Linked DNA regions of Homo sapiens: region 1 is linked to region 2. Evidence: chromatin contacts called from ENCODE Hi-C data. All regions are on one chromosome and are shown on one strand. The core of a region is the stretch at or near the end of the contact, and the rest is flanking DNA. Distances in the headings are between cores, read along the strand shown.

Region 1 (6,580 bases), core at 2,708-5,207, 120 kb before region 2:
TAAATTAAAATAAGCAGGACATGGTGGAGTGCATCTGTAGTCCCAGCTACTAGGGAGACTGAGGCAGGAGAATCGCTTGAGCCCAGGAGTTTGAGGTTGCCGTGAGCTATGATCATGCCACTGCTCTATAGCCTGGGCAACACAATGAGAACCTGACTCAAACAACAACAACAACAACAACAACAACAAAAAGGAAATAAAAGAAAAAAATAAATAAATGTAATAAAATTTCCCAGTCAAGTACATCTATTTTTCTTCTTGCTTCTCTGGAAAAGGTTTAGAGATATTATACCTGGTGAATTAGAATCCTATTTCTCTGTGAAGGAAATATCAGCAGTATCCTTCATATTGCTCTCTCTACACGTTCTGGTTGTGTTTAACTCTTCATACTCAAGAGTTTATGTGAGGCTCAGAATGTTAGTTATATATATTTCATCTCATTTCAGAAAGTATTTTACAGAGCTTCAATAAAATGCATACATACAAATATATAAGCTAATAATGCATATATGAATAGTAATAAACCATGGCAAGGTAAAGCTTATGTTTATTAAAAATTAGAGTGAATCTAGTATTTGATAGCACAACAGAGTGACTAAAGTTAACAAAAATTTATTGTACATTTTAAAAGAACTTAAAGAGTATAATTGGATTGTAACACAAAAGAAAGGATTAATGCTTGAGGTGGTAGATACTCCATTTACTCTGATGGAATTATTACACATATATGCCTGCATCAAAATATCTCACGTACCTCACAAATACATACACTTACTATGTACTTACAAAAATTTAAAATTTAAAAAAAGAAAAAAGTTACAGTGAAGCAGGCCGTACCTTGCTAAATTAAGCTGTAAATTTAGTTCCAAGCTTCCTGGTTGTTGAAATAAGAAGGAGAAGCTGCAAAAATCTCATTTCAGAAAAAATAAAATTTTTCCTAACACTTAACTCTAAAAGAAATTTTCCTGAGGGACTGTGACCCAAGATAAAATGGAGAAGGGAGTCTAATGTGCCTCTCACCAATGTTTTCTGAAATTTTCTCTCTGTTACTCCATATGCATATAAAAGTTTCCTGCCATAGATACATCACACAATAAGGAAACTACATGGTTGGGTTCAAGAAATCAACAAAACATAAGTTTTGTAAAAGGAGAGTTAAAGGGATCTGATGTTGTGATTCACAAAGGCATTTTTCTCTCATCCATGTAAGAAATAGAAAGAAAAACAGAGCTAATCGTTTTTCTCTTCTCTCTATATAGATATTATTTAATTATTCCTAAGAACATCATTTTCAGATTAATGAATTAGACTCGGTTATTTGTTGAGAAGTCACGTGGAACTCTGATTTGTCCAAGACAAGACATTCCGAAGCATTTCAACTATCAGAATCAAGAAGATATAAATCCAGTTATTCGTTATATTCACTGATGAAGCAATCTTAAGATGATAGCAAATTAAATGTAAAGATACAGAGAAAATAATATTATAGTCATATTACCACAGATCATGTGAGGCAACTTATAAAAGATGTATATGTATTTTTTTAATTACCTTTACCAATGTCTATGTCTATGTATTTTTTTAAAACCATCTTTATAAATCCTAAAACCGACCCCAAAGTCAATTTCTCTCATAAACATTTAAAAATGTGCTAAAACTGACAGCTCTCTAAAATAGCTTCAGCTCTTTTGTTCCATTTTGGACAACTGATGAGAAAATCGCTGATGAAAAACTGAAAATATCAGTTAGTGAATGAAACATCACCACAGTGAAATCACAAATATTACCCAGACAATCACTGAAATATTCATTTCCATGTAATAAATGGGTATGGACTTGTCGATTATCAGGAAATTACCACACACTGGTTTTGACTTAACTATACTTAGTAAATCATGCATATTCATATTGATAAATTCTTCCACAATTTTCACTCAGAAAATGAAATACATACAGTTAATTAACTGAAAATTACAACTGCTGGTTCAACTAAATTCAGCAAATTTTACATTCTAGTGTTACCATATGTACATTTGTTTGAAGTAGTAATTAAACTTCTGTACTAGACTCCATATTCTGGGAAAAAGTAAACATATTATGACACATGGAATCTAAAAATACACATTTATTTTCCTCTTTGACAAGTACAAAAGTGATAAGTGAATCTTCAATAAATGCCCCCAAAATTTAAAATTCAGTAATTGATTTATGGGTATAACTTTGACCCAGCCATTTACAACTTCCATCTAAAACTATATTAGCAGACATGGGATACGTTAACTTATTTTAAGCATATACATTGAAACTTGCTTAAGTTTTTAAACATTATGAACAGAGTATTAAACTGGACATTATGATACATCTTGTTTTTGAGGAATATACTAAGAGGAATACACTAAGAGTGAATAAAATTTCTCGAACGTTTTCCATCCAGAATTCTTTCCTCAGTATTCTTCTCTTCTAACATCCTCTTCATTAAAAAAGAGAAAGAAACCCTGAAAGTACTGCTTTGATCTAGAATGAACAGGCAGGAGTTTCATTCAGATCTATTTTGAGAGAAAACTGATGGGCTCAAAAATATACTTCAGTTGAAAAAATGTGCAGTCGAGGAAATATTAATGTTCTGATAATAAACAGAGAATAATAACACATTTAAGACTGTTCTGCACTTGGCACAGTATTTTACAGAAAGCAAAGTGCTTGACAAACACTATCTTGGAGGGATCTTACAGCACCCCAAGGAGGCAGGTAGAGCCAGGCGTATTGTTCTCTTGTAACAGAGTTAGTCATTAAGAGATTGGCTCAAGGTCAATCCAGAACCTGGATCTGTTGATAAAACTTTATTTCAGGGGTCATGTTATCCCCCGAACTTAATGTGGTAAGTCATGGTGAGTTTCAATCACGAAAGCAAGGAGGTAATATAGCCATATTTTTCTTGTTTGAGATCTCTCTCTTCTTTCCGTTCATTGTACAGATCACCCTTTAAAAAATGTATTTGGTCATCAAAATAATTTATAAAGAAGGAACATGCCACATGTGTACAAAAATTTTTAAATGCACAGTTTATTACCCGAAGAAATAAACTGACGTAACTATTTGAAGTACAAATAAGTGTAATTTTATTTTAAAAGATGCAAATATGTGTTGCCAAATACTGTTTTCGTCATGGTGTAGTCCACTTTCAGTAAACAACTCAATGAAGTTTATAAACTTCATATGAACAGTAACAAATGAGTCATCCTATTCAAATCAAATAAACAAATAACTAGTGTGCCTATTATTTGTAAGGTCCTGTGATCAAAAGGTACAGTCGTTTATAGCCAGTGCTTTACTCAAGTCCTTTCTTGATAGATAGATGGGTGGCAGATGGATAGAGATATCCTACATATCTATCATCTATCTCTACATTCTTCTTTTCCGGTATTTCATCCAACTTCCACTAAAGATAGTTTGTGTGACTTTATTATAGAAATAAAGTTCACAATAAAGATGATTTACATACAGAACTCTTATATTTTCATTCATGGAAAAAACCACAACATGGTGGTGCCAGTGACAGTCTGTGTTTTGGGGCAGGATAGAAACTAACCTGCTTCAGTTACCTGACATTCTAGCAAACTTATTAGGAACACAAACGCTCGGGTCTCTGAATGCACCAACCTGAGCGCCGGCTGATTAGGCATTGTAAAGCAGTGTTCTAAAAGGAAAGGCCTTCACTTAAACAGTGCTACAACGTGTTTGTTCAGCTTTCTTTCATACACAAACTTTTGCCAGAAAAGGCGTTTTAAGCCGAGGGTAAAGATTTTGTGCGTCCACCGTTCCCATCTTCAACTCTTTAGAATAATAGTCATTTAAGCACCGGACCTGTCTTCAGATTCTTACTTTGCGACACAGCTTTGGCCGGACTTGGCTTGATCTGGGCTCCAGGATCGGTCCCACCACCCGGGCTCGGAGCGGTTTGTTCCTAGTGGATCAGGGCGGGTGTGTTGCCGGAGTCGCCTTCTATTGGCTACACTCCCGGGGACTGGCTGGGCTTTCCGACACCTGATTGGGCGGAACAGCCCTCTGTACGCCGACATCATTGGAGGGCGCTGGAGCCAGGGGGCGGAGCGGGTTCCCCAGGATTCTTGACCGGGCGCGCTAGTCCGTCCGCTGAGCCGGGCGCGGGGCGCAAGAGCGGAGCTGCGCGAGCCGCTGCGGAGGGAAGGGCTCCTAGCCAATTGGGGTCTTTGAGGCGAATGCGAGGCTGGGGCCGGTTGCCTACCGGCCGCTTCTCGCCGAGGCAGTCCAGACTTTTCCCCCGGCGGTGCCCGCTCCAAGACAGCATCTGTCAACGCTCCTCTTCTCCCCTCCTCCTCCTGCCGGGCCGGGCTCCGCCGGCTGCGGCCGAGAGGACGCGGGACCCGGCGCGGTGAGCCCATCAGCTGTCAGGCGAGCGGCGAAGCGGCTGGAGGGCGGCGAGAGACACACAAAGAACGCGGTGGGCGGCGGCGGCGAAAGGGGACGGCAACTCCTCCCCGCGCCCGCCGGTGCCACCGCCGGCCGTGCTTGTTCCGAGGCCGCGCAGACAATGCGGCCGGGCTCGTCCCCGCGTGCCCCAGAGTGCGGAGCGCCCGCGCTCCCCCGACCCCAACTTGACCGTCTCCCGGCTCGCCCAGCCCCCTCCCGGGGTAGGGGCGCCCCCTCCCTCCGGTGGCCGGCGAAGGAAGTCGGTCCGCGGCCGCAGATCCCGGCAACTTGCGAACCGGGAAAAGTTTGCGGCGCCTCCGCGGGGCGGCGCGACGCGGCCCGCCCCTCGCGTCCGCGGTCATCGCGGGTGACTTTCTCGACTCGTCGTCAGCCGGGGCCGCAGCGCGGCCGGTGGGGACTGCGGGGCGGGCCGGAGTCCGTCCGAGGGCTCCCGCACCTCGGGCTGCGGGTGAGTCGGCTTTAGGCGCCGTGGGCTCAAGTGGTTTAGGGCACCTGGGCTTGGGAAGAAGTCGTGGAGAGAGCCTTTAATACTTTATGGAGCTGGCGGGGAGAACAAATAAAATTGCGGTAGCTTGAAGGGCACTGACATGCCACTGACTTGGGAACCGTATCCGTGGGAACTCTTCGGGTGCCGGCGCGACCAAGGGCCTGTGCGCGGCTGGGTGGGAGATGGAAAGGTTAGAAGGTCGCGGACTAGCCCTGCCTGCGACTGGCTCAGCTTGACCTTGGACCAGTGACTTTACCACTTAGATTTTTCTCGTGGGTAATATGTGGGGCCACAGCAACGTGGTCTATGCTGTCGTCCAGTTTTTAGACTACATCTCCGTTTTTGAGATTTTCCTAGGGCCTCAACACGGTGCGCGAGTTATCAAGCGATAGGCCAGGATATGTTTACATGCGCCTGGATTCACCTTTCAGCCTACTCAGAAGTAACTTTTAAGTCTGATGTTTTAAAACACTAACATTTAAAGGCTTTCCTTCACTATCCATTGCTTATTTTACGAACCTTAGGATTGTCGTATTTTGCTGCACCATTTGGAATCCTAGGGGCCAGGGTGGGGACAGAGAGCCAAGTCTGAGGGTGAAGTGGCAGGTGCCCCCGGGCGATCCCTGCCGGATCCAGTTGAGGGGGAGAACAAAGCATTTATTATGCATAAGAGAGAGTGAACAGGGCAGGTGTTTGTGTTTTTGTTTTCTGTATTATACTGAAAACTTTTTTTGGTTGGGGGGGTGCGGGCAGTGGAGGAGGGGACAAAGAAGAAAAAGAAATGTCAAAAAAGAGAGGAAAATGTCACTTATACCCAAAGTAAATCTTAAAACTAATGTAAGTCTTCCTTACAGGAACAGCAACACATAATGCAAGTACATCTTGATCTAATTTTAATGAAGGATTGAAAATAGCTACTGTGTTCAGTATTACTGACGCCAAGGCAGCTCACTTACATAATCTTCTTTGTTGAGATGTGTTAGTGGCATGTATAATTTTGATAAATAATTAATGTTAAAGGTTTAGTCCGGCAATGGTATTGAAATATTGTCGTCACAGATTGTATTGCAAGACAATGGTGTGTAAACTTTTGGTTATCATGATAACCTGCATTTTTTTCTCTAAACAGTAAAATCACACATTTTTCATAACCAAAATTCTCTTAAATAATGCATGTGTACTTTGTCAGTAGTGTATACAGGAGAAATTATTTTGTTCTGTAAATGACAAAGTCTTTCAGTTTTCTCACCATTTCATGAGAGTGAATTCTAGATTTCAGGTACTCCACTGGGCATTTTCTCTTCATGGAGCTTATAGCAACAAAAGTGTTTTACAAAAGTAAGTGCATAAGTATAGATACTCAACCAATATTTGCTGAATAAAATACTCAGATGACAATAATTAAAAGTCCATCTTGTTCATCCTTAAAGAGAATGATGATCATGCTTTAGTGGAGAGAATGAAAGTATCAAAGAAAGAACTGGCAGAAAAACAGAGCTTAGTTCCAGTATCTAGCCTAAATGTTTATGCTTTAAAACAGGTATACGCATTTGAAAAGAGACAAAGACAAGTGATAGGGTTTCTAGGAGAAAGATAGCAGTATTGATTTAACGTAGTACATTT
Region 2 (6,272 bases), core at 930-3,429:
GCAATCCAATGAAATTATCCTCTTGATTTCCTTCATGTAGACTATAATGTCTCAAAAGAATGTATTTTGTATACCAAATACTACATGGTAATTTCTAGATACTCTGAAAATATTCTCAAAGTAATTATTATATACAAAATTTGAAAATTCACATCCTAAAAGCATTACAGAATACATTCATTTATTGGGTCTTATCTTAAATCTCCTTATTAGATATTCAATTCATTGTCATCCAAAATAAAAAAACAAACAACAAAATGCTTATGACAGAAATCACAAACAGATGGCTAAAATTTGAAATTGACCTCATCTCTGTTCTTTAGGATAAATGATACAGTAGTTTTTTCCTCTCTAGCCTAAACTGGCTTCTGGGTTTTCTGATAATTCACTGTACTAGTACAACATCATGGCAATTTGTATTTCCAGGATTTTCATTGTCTTGGTTATCATTTCCACCTTCTTCGTTATTCTCAGGAGATACACTCTCCTTTTTTTCTGTGGGAGTAGTAACTGTTTTCTCAGGTTGAGAATTCATGTTCTCAGCATTACTGTCCTTCTCTGTATTTCTTGGCTTGGCAGCTTCATTGCTGGGCTCTGGGCTGGGCCTGTCTGTCTCTTCCACAGGCTCTTTTGGTGCCACTTTTTTGTCTTCAGCTGTTTTGCTATTTAAATGAACAGCTGAGGAGGAATTTTTGGAGTCCTTGGCTTTTTTGTGCATAGAAGTTTGACTGTTATGACTGGAGGCGAGAGGGGAAGACATTTTCTGGGCTTTGCTTCCCTCCGACTGTTCTTTTCGAGGCGGTCCCCAGATAAAGTTCTCTGAAGGCGTGTAGTGTTTCTGGGCGAACCGCAGGAGCTTTCTCCTTTCTCTTCTGTCTCTAATTGTATAAACAAAATACTCTAGAGCACTCTGCTTAATATTGGGAATAGTATTCTCCACAAGAGCTTCATGAAGAATAAATTTTACAAGAGGAGATTTAAAACTTTCATATCCAAGCTCACCAAGGCTTTTAAGAATACGAGTGATTCTTAAATAGTTGTGCTGGGACCTGGAAGAGAGGATTGAATAAAATGAGTGGGGGAAATCAGGTGTAGGAAGGCAGGAGAATGAAAACTATTGGGAAAATATTTTTTATGGAAATGTAAGCCATGGAAATATGCTGTGTAATGACTTCCTAATGCCATATTTGATACCATTAAGAATAAACCAGAGGGTATTAAATCCTTAGGCCACAATGTAATGTCAATCTATGTGAAAGTCAAATGTATAAAATAAACTTCCCTTGTCTGTTGAGTTCTTCATATTAGAAAAATATTTAGGTTTAAATTTATTACCACTGTCAAATTGTTGCTTATTACTGAAAATACACTGAAGATGAATGATCTAACAGAGCATTTATTTGCACCAACATCAATGTACTGTACTCATCAGAGGTAACCATTGCTAAACATAAACACATTAGCTAACAGCTGACTGGTACAATTTATAGTGCCAGCTGATAAGCAAAATCCACCACGTAAGCCAACTCATAAGGATGGCGGCAAAAACTACTCTACTTTGCTAAAACAGTTCTGACAAAGGACACAAAACTGACTTATTTAGCAGAGCTTAGTTTAACAGTTAAGAGCATGGGCTTTGGAGTCAGACCTGAGTTCACACCCTGGCTCTGTAACTTAGCAGCTAAGTGAAACTATGTTTCTCTATGTCTCAATATCCTCATCTGTAAAATGGGGAAAAGTGCCCACAACTTACAGGACTGTTGTAAGAATCAAATGAGATGATACACATGCTGGGTATATAGAACTCGATAAGTACTAGATACTATTTAAAACTATTAGTATTATCATTTAAAGATACGAGATTAGGGACCACCATATTTGTACCTATCCAACTTAACCTAATTTTCTTCAATCTCTGGTCATTCTTTCCTCCTCTTTCCCTATCTGATAATTTTAAATCTTATTTCTAATGGTCTTGATTCCAAGGGTACATTTTCCCCCAGATTACACTAACATCTTTCCTCTCTATCACAAAACTAATGCCATTACTGGATGAATGTTTTCCAAATCTATTTTGTCACAATTCATAATGTAACTCCCCAAACTCACTCAGCTCAATCTTTGCTTTATTACACATGCCTGGTCAAATTCCAAAAGAATCATCAGCCACATGTATTAATCATAGGTGTTGTCAACAGCCCAGGTATTTATTTACCCAATATTGCCACATAACAATAACCATCACTTATTTCTAACTTCCTAAAGCCTGTTTTATATCTCAGACATGGAACTTTCTGCAAACATTATATATACCTGTCCTAGCTTCCAAAAATGCTTGAAGATTTTACTTTGAAATAATTAGCAAATTACTTGGGAAGCAGGGAGAAAGATGTTGATGAATTAAGGGATGGCAGAGTATGGTTCCATGGTCTTATGTTTCAATGAGAAAGTTTCTTTGGACAAAACAAAAACCTTAATGATTCATACTAACCAAACACTGGAAAAGCTAAGCCCAACAGTTCATCATCTTCATCTTTCTGGATGTTTACTAAAAAATTATTGTCTTAACATTCAACTGTGAAGCCCAGAGGGTAAAATGCAGCACAGATGTCTCAGTTTTACACATCTGTATTTTTGAATAGGAAGTAACACTCTTGAGACAATACAAATTTGGGTACAGTTAAGACAATGTGTCACTAACAGCAGGAACAACTTAGTTGTTACATTCCTATGGAGTTTGCATACTCTAAATACTTACTGACAAAACCCTTGGGCAATTCTGCCTCATATATCTATGAGAAAAAGATGTATAAAAAGGTGGAAGAATTCTTTTTTTAAAAAAGAGGAGCTCTATGACTAAACAAAATTTACTATATTTGCAACCAGCTCAATTTTATATAGCCAATCTTAGATGAATGCTGAAGTTAAAATTTCTGTACACATTTACTATATCTATATATGCTCCAATTAAAAATATTTACACAACAGTATAAAAGGAAAAAGACTTGGGTTAAAAAATGATGATGAGTATCCCAGAACAAAACTACAAAATAAAGCAATTGGGTGTTTCAGTATGATTTGTAATAAATGTCATAGTGAAAGACTAAATGGTATAGAAGAGAGTGGCAAAAATCCTTATAATGTATAAACCATCTTAGGGTTACACTATAGGAAAAAGAAAGAAGCTGAGGTTCCAGACAGAGGTTAAGGGTAGCAAATAGTGTTGAAATTGCAAGAAGTCTAGGTAGGTAAAGAGAGAAGACATACAAGGTGAGAACCAGGAAACAAAAAATAAAAGTTAAAAGGCTCCCCAGGGTCTAAATATGGCTCAGTAATCCAAGTTGATTACAAACAAAATTGAAAACACCTCTTAGTGGTTGGTCCATATATTTGTACTCTCATGTCTGAAAATATTTTGCCTCTTTTAGTCAAGGTCGCTTGTTCACTCAATGTTATTTTATTTTACTTTGATTCAATATTTTTCCTCTGCTTAGCTACTATAAATATATTGAGTTCCCTGCCTACTGTAAACTACTCAAGATGCCATATACATTAAAATACAAATAAGTTATGACATTTAAGAATAAGTCAGAAAAGGACCCAATTGAAGAAGAAAATAGAACAGACGTTTTCATAGAATCCTCTATCATTTGTTCAAATCTAGTCAGTAAAGATTTTTTGCAACTAAACTAGAGAAGAAACAGAGTGTTTTCTGGCAGATTCTAAGGCAGTTAATTCACAGCTGGAAAAGCTCTATGCTGACAATAGGTGGCAGAAAGAAAGGATGGGGCAGAGGAGTGAGAAGTGACTTAGTTCAGGCTCCCTTCCCCTGCCTCAACCCTGGAAATCATTTAATTAAAGCCTTAAAAAGAGACTCTGTTTCCACCTATAAATCAGAGGATATGATAACAAAACTCCAAGGAGGATTTAAGCTGAAGACCATATTTTGTTAATCATTTATTCATTCAATAAAAATTTATTAAGCAAGATTGCTATTCCAACCAAAAATAACAAGTTTGAGGTATCTAAAATGATAGTCGTTAAGTACATGAAAGATGAGGTACTATCAAATCCTTTCAAAAGATTTACTGTTACTATTGCTGTCTTTCATGTCAATAGGCTGCTGGCATGTAGCTCTTTCACAGTGTAATATAAGTGTTTAGAAACTCTGTCCAGAGCTAGCTACCTGTATTGCTTAGGTAGAGGTATATATACCTATGCTTTAAGTGCCCTACATAAGTCAAATTTGAGTTATGAGTTAATGGATCTTCTAGTCAGGAATATAAAGCTTTATGCCCATATCTTTAGCGTTTTAGTACAAACTACCATTTTAATATCATTGATTATAAGTAATAAAGTAAAAAGAAGGCTTTTTACTTCTTATAACATTAATATTTATACCCATCTGAATTGAACAATGAGAACACATGGACACAGGAAGGGGAACATCACACACCGGGGTCTGTTGTGGGGTGGGGGGAGGGGGGAGGGATAGCATTAGGAGATATACCTAATGCTAAATGACGAGTAAATAGGTGCAGCACACCAACATGGCACGTGTATACATATGTAACTAACCTGCACGTTGTGCACATGTACCCTAAAACTTAAAGTATAATAATAATAAAATTAAAAATATATATATTTATACCCATCTTACCAAAGCAAGGTGAAAGTTCTATAAAAACACATAAAAAAATAGTTAACTGATGCACAAAACGTAGACTGCTGTGGCCAAAGGAAAATTGCTTAGGTTAGTTTTAATTTTTTTGCTCTTAGTACTTGCTCAGTTTAGCTAATTATAATATGCTTAAAAGTACTTTAAAGCTGGTGGCTGTATAGGCCAGCATTCATAAATAATTCAACTATGATTAGTTTAAATGTAACTATAATTAGTTAAAATTTAACTATAATTAAAAAGAAAATAGACAGTGAATATGAAGAAAATATCAAGAAAAATAAACTTTGGTTATGAGTATTAACAAAAGTTATAAACATCCAACCAAATGAATACAGCAAAACAATTCCAAATAAACTATGTTAAAATGTTCTTCATAAGTTTTGGGACTTATTACCCAAAAATGAGTTTTTGTTTTTTACCTTAATAGTGAAGACAAGTGTAATTTTCTCTCTCTTTTAGTAAAAACTATGGGCCCATCTCATTCTTATAAAATGATTTTTATACATCATAGGCTTAATGCATGAATTTAATCTTAAGAAGGCATTATGCTTAGAAACAGATTGTGCCCCAAGAAGCTTACAGCCTACAAGAAGGAATACACAGAATTGTACACAAGCAATAACAATAAACTCAAAGAAATGTGGCATAAGGAGGAGGGAGAGAAGCAACATTTGGCTGTGGGCAATAGGAAGGTTTCAGGGAGAAACAGGTCTGAAGCTGAATAGCTGTGTTTCTACCTAGAATTTTGTTCCTTTTTGTTGTTGTTTTGTTTTGTTTTAGAATGTGGTACAGGAATGTAATGCATTTCAGACTAGCTTTTTAATCCAAATTCCTGGGCCCATCTCATCTGCTAGTTGTTCCTGCGTTTCATAGAGAACTCTGACCAAGGGAAAATAACTGTGCTGGCCCCTGATTTATCACAGGGGCTTTACTTACTCATTCAGATGCTGAAATCTTTCCTGCCAGTTAACAGCCCGAGCAACATTTCCAGTTTTATCAGTCAGTTTTATTCCAAAAAATTCTAGCATCATTTTATAAGCCAGGAGGAATCTTCTAATTGCTTCTTTTGTTTTTTTGAATTCCTAATATAAAAAATGAAAAAAGTCACCTGAAATGATTCAGTAGCTACAAGGACAGTGAAATAGCAATATTATTTGGCCACCCTGTATAAAATGAAATGAGCTTGCATTACCTCAATTTCATATGTAGTTAGTTCTTTGGCATAGAAGTTCAAGCCTTGTTCTCTCAGGGGGAAAAGCCTATTTATTTTAAAAAAATAAAATTTTTCTATTAACGTTGTCTGGAAAACATACATGATTAAATAGGACATGGTTCAAGATAGATAATATGTAACTGACCATTGAATGTAAGTGTGGTTGTGCTCCAGTTTTTCATAATCTCCTTTCCATTTACTTAGAACTTCTTCAATGTAAACACCTAAATAGTAAATATTTAAAAATGAACCAGACATTTCAAACATTGTGAAGGCATTTTAAGATTCGAATCACTTGAGTTTTATATGAAAACTTGTTTAAATTTAATAATAGCACACAAGAATAGTGCTTTTAAAAAGATGAATACCCTATGCCCA

The links. Hi-C counts contacts between places; a loop is a spot of excess contacts on that map. Pooled maps may share reads with other maps.
Region 1: a loop to region 2 is called in a map of heart left ventricle, with 2.8 times the contacts of the local background. The contact joins the promoter of LINC01626 here to the enhancer-like site in region 2. A Hi-C loop is called at or near these places in 2 of 168 maps with a recorded cell type or tissue (heart left ventricle and posterior cingulate gyrus) and 2 of 50 pooled maps.

Annotation. Positions count from the first base shown.
Region 1 is chr6:71,418,404-71,424,983 of GRCh38, reverse strand. LINC01626 (long intergenic non-protein coding RNA 1626) reads right to left here and starts at 3,957. Exons shown (of 8, transcript NR_121615.1): 1 at 3,883-3,957. It overlaps LINC00472 (long intergenic non-protein coding RNA 472), which reads left to right and starts at 4,239. Exons shown (of 3, transcript NR_121614.1): 1 at 4,239-4,918.
Region 2 is chr6:71,296,163-71,302,434 of GRCh38, reverse strand. It overlaps OGFRL1 (opioid growth factor receptor like 1), which reads right to left. Exons shown (of 7, transcript NM_024576.5): 4 at 6,040-6,118; 5 at 5,874-5,940; 6 at 5,618-5,763; 7 at 1-1,049. The coding sequence ends at 386. The region is part of intron 3 of LOC124901339 (a long non-coding RNA gene); the gene reads left to right. Among named protein-coding and RNA genes, the nearest start is that of OGFRL1, 10 kb to the right of the region's middle. Within about 2 kb of position 2,179, at least 2 of the 41 ENCODE cell types and tissues checked have a DNase peak (open chromatin) inside an H3K27ac peak, as active enhancers do.